Linked DNA regions of Homo sapiens: region 2 is linked to region 1. Evidence: chromatin contacts called from ENCODE Hi-C or POLR2A ChIA-PET data. All regions are on one chromosome and are shown on one strand. The core of a region is the stretch at or near the end of the contact, and the rest is flanking DNA. Distances in the headings are between cores, read along the strand shown. Region 1 has its middle 16 kb from the start of ARHGAP10. Region 2 overlaps ARHGAP10 (Rho GTPase activating protein 10).

Region 1 (6,218 bases), core at 2,693-5,192:
TAGGAGAAATGCTCCAATATAATGTTTAGTGAAAAAAGATACAAAGCCTAGGTCTTAAGTTGAGTAATGAGTTCTTAGGTGTTGAGTTTATTACGTTTTATTACTTAGATTTATGTAAGGTTAGTTTGACAGTATTGATTCTTAATGAATCTATGCTGACTTTCTGTTCATAAAATTACTTACTTTTTTTTTTTTTTTTGAGATGGATTCTTGCTCTGTCGCCCAGGCTGGAGTGCAGTTGCGCGATCTCGGCTCACTGCAACCTCCGCCTCCCGGGTTCAAGCGATTCTCTTGCCTCAGCCTCCCCAGTAGCTAGGATTATAGGCATGCACCACCACACCTGGCTAATTTTTGTATTTTTAGTAGAGACAGGGGTTTCACCATGTTGACCAGGCTGGCTGGTCTCGAACTCCTGACCTCATGATCTGCCTGCCTCGGCCTCCCAAAGTGCTGGGATTATAGGTGTGAGCCACCACACCCAACCCCCATAAAATTACTTTCTAAGACTTAACATTAGTTGCATGATTACAACCCAAGTTCTCTCAATATCTTAGGATATACTTTATCTGGGAATAAATTAAATACATTATTAAAATAACTAAGTGTTTTTAAAAGCTCCTCTTATTTCTTACCTGCCTTGGCTTTAGTTTCACTCTTGACCGTTCTTCTTTTAACCTTTCCATTTGAAGATAGTTACTGAGAGAACAGAAAAAAAGAGATGTTAGTTCTGCTTTCTCTGTTATCTTTTCAATATTACATCATCTTTCCCTGAACAGAGTCTTTTTGTTTTTGTTCTTCTGTAAGAGCATGACCTTGAAAAGACTCTTCTGGGGATTTTTGGTTATTTTTCACACCTCTAAACTCATCCTGGATTCTGCTTTTCCTGGTATTATTATTCAAGGGTCATGCTGCTGTCTAGTATCAGGTAAGTTTACACACCTGTCCATTGTCTCATATTTTGTGTTCAGTAGAGGAATGCTTCTACAATCACTCCTGGTTTTTTTAGATAACTCTCTTTTCTCCCTCCATATTGGGGTTATTTAAGACAACAGTATTTAACCTGAGTTATAGGAATCCCCAAATATATGTAAAGACTTTCCAAGGACAACTGGTATGGGTAATTTATTTCCAGATCCTCAACTTCTATTTCTCCTTTTTCCCAAAATTGATCTGCCTGAAAAAATGTCTTGCAGATTCTCCTTTTCCACCTCCCCTTTCACATTAACCTTTTTCCCAAGGAAGAGGAGAAGGTAGAAGAGAGCACTGCAAATTTATGTATCCTGTATCTTGGTCTCAAGATATAAAAATATCCATAGTACCAAAGGGATGATTTGAAATATTTTTTTCAACTGGAAGCCTTCTGTAGGAACTACCCCACCATCATGCTTTTTGTCTTTCCCTGCCTAATGCACATTTGTGTTAAGGACAAGTTATAGCCTTAGAAACTGCCCCTTTGCGAAGTTCTGAATATATATTATGGGGTGAGGTAGTAGGAGTAATGACAATTTCTCTTTATTGATTTACCTCTCCCATCCCTAAATATAATTAGAGAATGCATGGTTCTTAAGGAAGATATATGTGAAAGCAATTAAAGACAGTGTCTTTTAGAAATGCTGAACACTAAAAATGGCTCTCCTTTTTTCTAATTTGAACATAAGCATTTTTTCTTTACCCCCTTCAATCTTCTTTCCTAAAACGTGTTGTCAGCTGGAAAGAAAAGTACTTTGAACAGATTAGTCATGCTAATTATTTAAAATATAACTGAAATGTCTTCTAGTACTACTAAGATTTTTGAAACATACTGAAGAAAACCTGTGCAAAAAAATTTTACATGACTTATTTCAGATTAACTTTGCATTATTCAATAAGGAAGGTAAAACTGATTTATCAACTCATATCATGAAATAATTTATCCATTTACTGACAATCTTTCTGTGCCTCTGATTCTTCCTCTGCTAAATGGAACCTCTATACTAAACTATACCTCTTCACTGAGTTCTTTTAGACATTAAACGAGTCAACCTAGAATCTATGCAAAGCACATAGAACCTTACCTGGTGCATGGTAAGTGCTCTTCATGTTGAAATGCTCCTTCTTCTGAGTCTTGGTTCTCTTCTCTTTGTCTGTATCTCCCTTTGTAATCTCACTCAGTCTCCTGGCTTTACAAACCATCCATATGCTAATAATTTCCAAATTTATATTTCTAATGCCTGCCTGTTCACTCCAGAACTCCAGACTCATCTATTCAACAGCCTTCTGGACATCTCCATGTGGATACTTAATTGATATCTCAAACTTATTATCTCCAAACTGACCTCTTGTTCTTTTCTCTTTCCAAACCTGCTCCATCTTTAGCCTTTTCCCTGTCACTTGATGTCAACATCATCCTTCATTGTTCAAATCTAAAAAACTTGGAGTTAATCTGAACTCCTTTCTTTCTCTCATACCCCACGTGCAATCTGTCTTCCTGCAAAAATATATCCAGAATCTGACCACCATTCACTCCCACCACTGCTGTCTCCTGCTGCAAGCCACTATTATCTCTCTCCTGGATTACTGAAATAGACTCCCTGCTTTTATCTTTTCTTCTATCTTTGCTCCCTGCAGTCTATTTGAAGCATAGCAGCCAGAATGATTCTTCTAAAATGAAAATCAGATCATGTCATTCCTCTGCTTAAAAACCTTCAATACAGCCCCCCATACATAACACAACAACTTTTTAAAAAAGTTATATAGGCCAGGTGCGGTGCCTCACGTCTGTAATCCCAGCACTTTGGGAGGCCGAGGCAGGTGGATCACCTGAGGTCAGGAGTTTGAGACCAGCCTGGCCAACATAATGAAACCCGGTCTCTACTAAATATACAAAAATTAGCTGGGTGTGGTGGCATGCGCCTGTAATCTCAGCTACTCGGGAGGCTGAGGCAGGAGAATCTCTTGAACCCAGGAGGTGGAGGTTGCAGTGAGCCAAAATCCTGCCACTGCACTACAGACTGGGCGACAGAGCGAGACTCTTGTCTCCAAATAAATAATAAAAATAAAAAGTTGGCCAGGCACAGTGGGTCATGCTTACAATCCCAGCACTTTGGGAGGCCGAAGCGGGTGGATCACCTGAGGTCAGAAGTTCAAGACCAGCCTGGTCAACATGGTGAAACCCCGTCTCTACTAAAAATACAAAAATTAGCTGGGGGTGGTGGTGTGTGCCTGTAATCCTAGCTACTTGGGAGGCTGGGGCAGAAGAATCGCTTGAACCAGGGAGGTGAAAGTTGCAGTGAACCGAGATCTCACCATTGCACTCCAGCCTGGGCAACAAAAGTGAGACTCCGTCTCAAAATAAATAAATAAATAAAATAAAATAAAATAAAAGTTATATAAACTGGCCGCACATGGTGGCTCACTCCTCTAATCCCAGCACTTTGGGAGGCTGAGGTGGGCAGATCACTTGAGGTCAGGGGTTTGAGACCAGCCTGGCCAACATGGTGAAACTTCGTCTCTATTAAAAATACAAAAATTAGCCGTGTGTGGTGGCACATACTTGTAATCCCAGCTACTCAGGAGGCTGACGCAGGAGAATCGCTTGAACCCGGGAGGCAGAGGTTGTGGTGAGCCAAGATCGTATCACTGCACTCCAACCTGGGCAACAGGGCGAGACTCTGTCTCTAAATAAATAAATAAATAAATAAATAAATAAAAGGTTATATAAACTTACATTTGTGTACATACACATTAATTTTTCAAAACAGAGCAAAAATATGCACCAGATTATTTCCAATGATTATCTCATGGTGGTAACATTTGCCATTTGACTCAGTAACATTACTTCAAGAAACTTATCTATAGAATATAATCAGGCTGTACCCAAAGATTTAAGTTCAAGGATGTGAATCACAACAATATTTACACTAGGCAAAAATTTAAAATAGCCTAAGTGTCCAACAACAGGAAACTAATAAATTATGTTATAACTAGGAGAGATGATGAATAATCTTACAGTGTTGAACATGGTTTTTAAAAAATCAATCACATGTTGTTGGTGAAAAAAATTATAAAATAGAAAGTAAGGCTATGAGATCGACTTTGCAAATTAAAAAATATCTACAATGAAAGGAAAAGATTTGAAAGATATGCACCAAAATATTAACAACAGTCATTGCATAGGAATGACACACAGGTGGCCATGATCCAGGGCTGAGTAGCTGTGGAAGAGCCACTACTTGCTATTAGCCAACCTCCTTGGAATTCACAAACTCAGAACAAATGTGGAGATTTTAATCAACACTTCTTGCAATGCTCTGCAGTGTCAGCTTAAGCAACCGTCTCTTTTAAAGGCTGCAAATGCACTCATAGAGTATATCAAATGAATATAAAGATGTTTTAACTCTGAATTTGGTATAATAAAAATCATTCTTTTGTTTTGTTTTGGTTTTTGAGACTGAGTCTCACTCTGTTGCCCAGGCTGGAGTGCAATGGTGCGATCTCGGCTCACTGCAACTTCTGCCTCCTGGGTTCAAGCGATTCTTCTGCCTCAGCCTCCCGAGTAGCTGGGACTACAGGCATGCGCCACCATGCCTGGCTAATTTTTGTATTTTTAGTAGAGACGGGGTTTTGCCATGTTGGCCAGGCTGGTCTCAAATTCCTGACCTCAGGTGCTCTGCCTGCCTCAGCCTCCCAAAGTGCTGAGATTTACAGACGTGAGCCACCGTGACCAGCCACAGAAATTACTCTTATACAGCATACTTGGGAACTAGGGGGAAAAAAAATCCCCTAATGCTTTTAGGAATTTAGGCCCTCTAAATCTTTGCCAGATTAGGATAGGTTGAGCTATTTTTTTGCAATGACTGAAAAGAGTTTCCCAAGAGCTTCCTATCCGTTTTAATTTGTTTGAAAAAGCAGTTAAAAGTACAAGAAATATGTTACTTGTCCTGTTCAGTGCCTAATATCCAGTTTTTAACTCACAGTTTTCTTGGACTTTAAATATTGAGCTTAACTTAGTCCTTAGAATTTTGTTTTATGTGTCTCTCGTTACTTGCTGAATGAAGTGATCAAAAGAAGAGAAGAAATTCTAAATTCATAACTGTCTTTCTATCAGTCTATCAGGCCATCAGGCCTCAGCCATCTTTACCCAGACAACAAAAATAATATGATTAAGGAGTCTAAGAAGTCTTCTCTCTTTATTCTTTTTTTTTTCCTTCTAACTTTTATTTTAGGTTTGGGGGTACATGTGCAGGTTTGTTATGTGGGTAAATTGTGTGTTGCTGGGGTTCGATGTACAAAGATTTCATCACCCAGGTAGTGAGCACAGTACCCGGTAGGTAGTTTTCTGCTCCTCACCCTCCTTTCACCCTCCGCGCTCAAGTAAACCCCGTGTCTATTGTTCCCATCTCTGTGTCCATGTGTACTCAATGTTTAGCTCCCTCTTATAAGTGAGATCATGCTGTATTTGGTTTTCTGTTTCCACGTTAATTCGCTTGGGATAATGGCCTCCAGCTGATTCCATGTTGCTGCAATCTATTCTTTACATAACTAAAGCATAGATCCCACTTGAGCTATTTATTTATTTTCACTGAAAAGTAAAACAAACACAAAAGCAGAATACAAAGCTCATAAGCAATAGAATGAAATACAAGGCTATCAGAAGTGACCTAAAAGCAGCTGGGCGCAGTGGCTCACGCCTGTAATCCCAGCACTTTGGGAAGCCGAGGCGAGCGGATCACCTGAGGTCAGAAGTTTCAGACTAGCCTGGCCAACGTGGTGAAACCCCATCTTTACTAAAAATACAAAAAAATTAGCCGGGCATGGTGGTGCATGCCTGTAGTCCCAGCTACTCAGGAGGCTAAAGCAGGAGAATCGCTTGAACCCAGGAGGGAGAGGTTGCAATGAGCCGAGATCGCGCCACCGCACTCCAGCCTGGGTGACAGAGCAAGACTCTGTCTCAAAAAAAAAAAAAAAAGTGACCTAAAAGCCAAGCTTCTAGTCTTTTTTCCCCAAATTTCAGGTAATGAAATGCAACCATAAAAGGTATCAAGTATACAATAAAACAGATTGACCAGCACATTCCTTTATCACTTAGTTTTGTCATAAGGCATGGAGGCTGCCCCTTAAAATCCACGTTTAATAATGAGAATATAAAATTTTACAAGACTTTTGTTGCAAAACTAGAACTGTATTAGAACACAGCCACTTTGCTCTTTTGTAACATAAAACAGAATTTACCAATCAAC
Region 2 (6,218 bases), core at 1,116-3,615, 100 kb before region 1:
AGTTCATTATGCAAAATTTCCACTGTTAAAAATCTGACCACACCATATTCTATTTCTTTTAATAATTATAAATGTAATTTCCTTTCCATTACTTTATACATTTTAAATTTATTTTCCCATGCAGTTCATATTTTATAGATGTCTTCTTCTTTTCAAAACAAAAGCATAAGGCAGTTTGCTAAACTTAATGCAGTCCATTAAATGTATTTTCTTTCCAATATCATTGCACATAAAACTCAAGCAGTTTCTGACTAAGTTAGTTACAAAGACCAGCAACATCTCTGCCTGGGTTAGATGCAGGGCAGGGAGAATAGAGGAAACTAACAAACTAACTTTTTTTTTTTTTTTTTTTTGGTGACAGTTTCACTCTTGTCACCCAGGCTGGAATGCAATGGCAAGATCTCAGCTCACCGCAAACTCCGCCTCCCGGATTCAAGCAATTCTCCTGCCTCAGCCTCCCAAGTGGCTGGAATTACAGGCATATGCCATCACCCCCAGCTAATTTTTTTATTTTTAGTAGAGATGGGGTTTCTCCATGTTGGTCAGGCTGCTCTTGAACTCCCGACCTCAGGTGATCCACCTGCCTCGGCCTCCCAAAGTGATGGGATTACAAGCGTGAGCCACCGCGCCCAGCCTAACCAACTAACCTTTATTGAGCGCCTGCTCTACGCTAATTGACTTACAAATATTATTTCAATTATTCTTAATACACCAGCAGGGTAGGTGTTGCTGTTACCTTTAAAAAAAAAAAAAAGAAAAAGAAGAAGAAAAAAAAATAGGTTCAGAGATAGTTTAGTGACTCAGTCAAGTCACAGACCTCTTTACACTGCTGGTAATAAGTCCTGGAGGCAAAGGATCAACTCCCTGGTTTCTCAGACTCCCACCAATGTCCTTTCCATTACACCATTCAATCTTTCAAGAGATTTCACGTTATTCCCAGGTCCTTTTGCCCAGATCTCAACTGGTGTGAAACCATCAGGCTCTCTAAATGACTCTAGTGCAGAATTGCAATTAAATGGAAAAATCATTTATTTGTAACTCCATGCCCCCTATTCTCTTCTGCCTGCTAATTCCTGAGTATTGTGAATTAATACTGCTCTTGAGATACCCTCAAGGCTGTTATATATTGGTGGATAATGCCAAGTCTGACTGTGCACAAAAAGCACAGCTAACATAAAAGAATGAATGTGACCTGCACCCTTCAAATGAACTTGCCACTTCAGAGTCTTCCAGACTTGAATTTTTGTGTCTTGATCCACAGGCAAATAGGAGAGACAATGTAGGTGATCTAATTCTTCCCAGGGTTAGGAGCAGTTTGAGAGATGAGGGGTTATATTTGAGATGTGCTGAGTTTGAGAGGTAGGATACCACATGGAGAGAGCCAACCTCGTTTTGAATTCAGGTGTGGACAGCCTCCAGATTCTGGCCTGAACTGCCACTGCTTGTCCTTGATTCTACAACTGAGAAAATTATTTCTTATAGCAGAGCCACCTATTTATCAACAATTTTTAGTTAAGACCATGAGATATTAGACAAACAGACACTCTGCTGGGGGGATGGGGAGCATCTCTGTTTGGGTCACCCTACCTTGACTGCCCATCTAGGCAGCACTGTCAGTGCAGGATAACCCCTTAAGTTACAAGCCTGAGCCCTCGTCATGAAGTTGTCACTATTAACTCCTACAACTTCCCACCCCAGCAACGAAAGCACTAATGGGGATGCTTTTAGAAATGCAGCATGTTCTATAATCCTGGGCTTGAAAAGAAAAAGGGTATGGTTAATAAATATACTCTTGTCACTCATTAAATCTGAATACAAGATTCTTTATAAATCATAATAGATTCCATAGCCCTTTTTAAAATAGACAAATTGCACCTGGAAGCTCATATTCTTTATGTAGAGAGCCACATAATTAGATTATCAACTACGCAAAGGTCTGCTGAGGGAGCTGCCCCTGACTCTGCACATCAAAACACGCACCAAAATTCTTTCATGTTTTATCTAAAGAGGAACAGGGTACAGACTCTAAGAATTTAGTACCCTTCATGCCAGTGAAATAATGTTGACATTAATCCAAGTAACTTGGAAGTGAAATGAAATTCCTCTAGGATTGTAGACTAGCTTCATATTTTCCTTCACGTTTTCCTGTTTTACAAAACCAGCAGTGGTACTATATGCAAAAATGGCATTATGGCTTCTCTGTACAGGTTAAAAAATAAAGCAAATAACTAACTCATTTTTTAGATTTAAAAAATGCTGCAAACAACTCATAAGCCCAGAATGCATCACAGGGCTAGGTTAGGCCTAAAGGCCAAATCACAGGCTGTTCCAGAAGCAGCTCATGGGCCAACATTGTCTCTGGCTCTATTCTGGTAAAGCATTCCTGGCCCTAACTCTGAGTCCAGCTTGCCTGGGGTGTCTGTGTAATGAATTCTTATCACAGAATACACATCTGAAGTCACTTGAATGACTTGAAGTGACAAATTTATGGAGTAAAAGGAAAACAAGGAGAGCCCACAAAGGTGCATAGGCCCCAAAAGAAACCCATAAACCTGGAGCACAGAGCTCAAGGCCAATATTGCACATGACAGACAACCAAACACCAAAATAGCCAAATAATTATGAAGAATCCTTCAGGAGTGATGTGGGGACTGGAGAGAATCCCACAGGCAGCTCCACACTGGAGACCACCATCCAGCCTTCCCTAAACATTCCACAAATGCTGAGAAACTACTGGGGCTAGGCACTGTCTGGAGAGAGTACCTGCCACATCAGGATGGGAGATAGGACGAGAATGCTGGCGACCACCTAGCCCACTCATTTTCCAACTGTCTTTGGCCACAGATTCCTCTGTTTAAAGAAAATCTCATTTACAGTAGGAACAGGAAAACCAGATAAAACAGCTGACACTTACGTATTCATTTCTTATTGCTGTAGTAACAAATTGCCACAAATGCAGTGGCTTACAACAACGCTAACTTATTATCTAACAGTTTTTGGAGGTCAGAAGTCTAAAATGGGGGAAGTCTCATGGGGCTAAAATCAAGGTGTCAGCAGGACTGTCTCACTCTGTCACCTAGACTAGCGTGCAGTGGCACTATCATAGCTCCCTGCAGCCTTGAACTCCTGGGCTCATGAGAAACTCCCACCTCAACCTCTTGAGTAGCTGGGACTACAGGCATGAAACCACCACCACCACGCCTATCGCCTATTTTTTTATTTTTTGTAGAGATGGGGTCTCACTACATTGCCCAGGCTGGTATTGAACTCCTAGGGTCAAGTGATCCCCCTGCCTTGGCCCTCCAAAGTGCTGGGATTACAGGTGTGAGACACAGTGCCCAGCCTGACCTTTGTTTCTGTCATCACATCTCTTCTCTCTTTTAAGGACCACTGTGATTACAATGGGCCCTACGATAATCCAAGATAACCTCCTCCCCCCGCCCCCCGCCTCCGGCCAATAATCTCAGGGTCTTTAATCACATCTGAAAGTCCCTTTTGCCATGTAAAATAACATATTCACAGGTTCCAGGGATGATTAGGACAGGACATCACTGGAGGGCCACCATTCTGGCTACCACACCTTATAACATCAGGTACTCTACTAATCACTTTACGTTTGTAGATTCGGTTAACTATCACTACAACAGAAGAGGACACAGACACAGGTTACCCAACTTGCCCAAGGTCATACAACCAGGAAGTAGTGGAACCCAGAGATGTGTTGAGAGCAGACTGAAGGTGGACAAGGGCGGCAGCAGGGTGACAAGTTAGGAGGCTCCTGTCCTGATCCAGGTGAGAGATGAGGAGGGTCCTTTAAGGATTTTCTGGTAACTATGCCAACACCTAGTGAGACTCAGAAGTCTCAACCTAATGACTGTGGACTCTAGGGGCAAACAAATCTTTTAAGCTTCTTGGCTTCGACGCCAAGAAAGCCTGGTTTAATGGGTGCTATGGTAATTAGTAGGGTGGTGGTTCCTCTGTATTATGGGTTGAACTGTGTTCTCCCCAAATTTATATACTGAAATCCAAACCCCCAGAACCTGAGAATGTGTCCTTATTTGGAACTAGGGTCTTTACAGAAGTAATCAGTTAAAATGAGGTCATTAAGAATGGGCCCTGCTCCAATATGACTTGTGTTCTTATAAAAAGAAGAAATTAGGACACAAGAGAAACAATATACAGATGAGAACACTATTTCAAAGCATTGTTTTTAAAGATCATGGAAGTTACGCTCAATGACAAAACACAGCATTATTCAAACATTTTGGTAGCAAATATAGTAACTTGGCAAATAAAGTGGTTTCCCAAATATGCTAAGAAAGGGAATACCAAAAGAAAAACACTCCCACATGTGGGAGTAATGTCAAGACAAGTTACCTTGTTAACCACAGAATACACTTAGGGCCCAAAGCAAATATTAGTAGGGATTTAGCTGTCAGGTGTTCATCTCGCTTAACAAATGAGTTTGTTCACTCCTCTGCCATTGGAGTAACAACATTCACGGCACAAATGAGAAACTTAGTTCCCAATCAAAGCCAACAGTTACTGTATAACTCCCTCATTTCTCTCAAATTCTTTAATATTTATTTTCCTTCAAATAAATTTAAAGCTTGGAAAAAAAAAAAAAGATGCATCCTAGCAAAGGGCTAAAACATCCTCTTTTGTGATCCAAGACAAGCCACGATGATAAGAACTAAATGAACCACAAGAAACGACCAACGACTTGTTGGGCATCTATCACTTGCTCAGCACAGCCCATGGTGCTGTACGAATACAAAGAGGGTGAGGCTGCTGCCCTAAGGAGTCCATGCCCTAGATCTGAGAGAAATCACCAGCCCGTGTTGCATAGGAACGGAGGGGTCCAGATTTGCAAATTTCACAGGAGTGCAATAGAAGACATATTCCAAAAAAAAGAAGAAAATAAATTACTGCTATCAGGAAAACACAGCATGGAATATGGAGACTTGAAGATAGTACTAAAAAGTGAGTTAAATTTATATCACTTTAAATTGCAGAAGAGGTATTAAGGCAATAAGAACAAAATGAGAGTAATCCTTTCGATGGGAAAGGAAAGGACTACATATGCTATATAGCTGCTGTTAAGTTAGGACCTTTTGAATGCAAAGCCTTAAATAATGAGAATACAATTACGAAGAGACCAGGAAAACATGTGAGCAACTTGCTTTGAGAAAAAACTCACAGTACAGCTATGTCTGAGATCTTCTCCCTGGGCCTCTGCCATTAACCTAACTTGGCTTCTCTCTGTGTGTTTAGTTTTCTCTGTCGCGTGCAATTGTCACATCTTCTCTTCTACTTCTATTAATTCTTGCTGTCAGACTCTGGGTTTGCTGCCATGTCACTGCCTGGCAGGCCTGTCCTCATGCCATTAGTTCATGGCATTCTTTCAATTTCGGCTCCCACGGCTTTTTCCTTCTGATTTCCTAAATTAAAATTCTCAAGAGAATCAAATTGGCTTGGCTCATGTTTTTCCCACGGAAGGCCATGACAGAGGTAGCTATCTGGTGTCCCATCCCAATCAAATCAGCCACCCCAGGAAAAGGAGAAGAGGGAGGACACAGTCCTCAGAGAGCTTTCTCCCCAGCAGGGGCTGTGGGCAGAGCAGTGTCCTTCACAGGAGCTGTGAAGTAGCTAGCAGAGGCCATGAGTGACAACTCGGGTATAGGCCAGTGAGTATAAAAACATCCCTTAAAGGCCAAAATTATGTTTGAAGACTTTACTACATTAACACATACAATTCTTTTATTTAAAAAAAAAAAAGGCTCCTAAAGGCAGAAACCAATCCATGTAAAAAATTGCAACAGGCAGTACCTGAGTCCATGAGATGGGCCACTGAAACATAAGGAACTGTGTTCAACATAAAGAAATTTGAACACTCATTATTAACTGGAAAATTGTTTCACACCAGTGCTTCCAAGCAGGTTAAGTATGTGCAATAACCATCTAATATTTATTTAACACTCCCTTTGTGCCAGTCGCTGCTCCAAGTGAGTACTCTGCATGTACTAGTGCATTTAATGCTCACTATAACAAATTACATGGACATTTTCACACTGTATTTTAGAGACAAGCATAAGAAGGGGCACAGAAGTCAGATCACATTAAATGGTAAAGCCAGGCTTTGGGTCCTGGGTTCAGTTCTCAGTCTAAACCATCAAAATATGCTGCCTCGGTGTGGGGAACAAACACTGCTCAGACCA

What was found. A loop is a pair of places that touch in the nucleus more often than their neighbours do. ChIA-PET counts read pairs that join two places held with the same protein, here RNA polymerase II (POLR2A). Pooled maps may share reads with other maps.
Region 2: a map of ascending aorta shows a loop between it and region 1 (1.9-fold over the local background). The contact joins two enhancer-like sites. A Hi-C loop is called at or near these places in 1 of 168 maps with a recorded cell type or tissue (ascending aorta), 1 of 37 single-sample maps with no recorded cell type and 6 of 50 pooled maps. POLR2A ChIA-PET finds 5 or more read pairs at or near these places in 4 of 52 experiments (CD4-positive, alpha-beta T cell, GM12878, MCF 10A and 1 more).

The regions. Positions count from the first base shown.
Region 1 is chr4:147,712,660-147,718,877 of GRCh38, reverse strand. No RefSeq gene overlaps it. Among named protein-coding and RNA genes, the nearest start is that of ARHGAP10, 16 kb to the left of the region's middle. RefSeq lists an enhancer at 596-645. Within about 2 kb of position 3,942, at least 3 of the 41 ENCODE cell types and tissues checked have a DNase peak (open chromatin) inside an H3K27ac peak, as active enhancers do.
Region 2 is chr4:147,812,701-147,818,918 of GRCh38, reverse strand. The region is part of intron 1 of ARHGAP10 (Rho GTPase activating protein 10); the gene reads right to left. Among named protein-coding and RNA genes, the nearest start is that of MIR4799, 33 kb to the right of the region's middle. Within about 2 kb of position 2,365, at least 8 of the 41 ENCODE cell types and tissues checked have a DNase peak (open chromatin) inside an H3K27ac peak, as active enhancers do.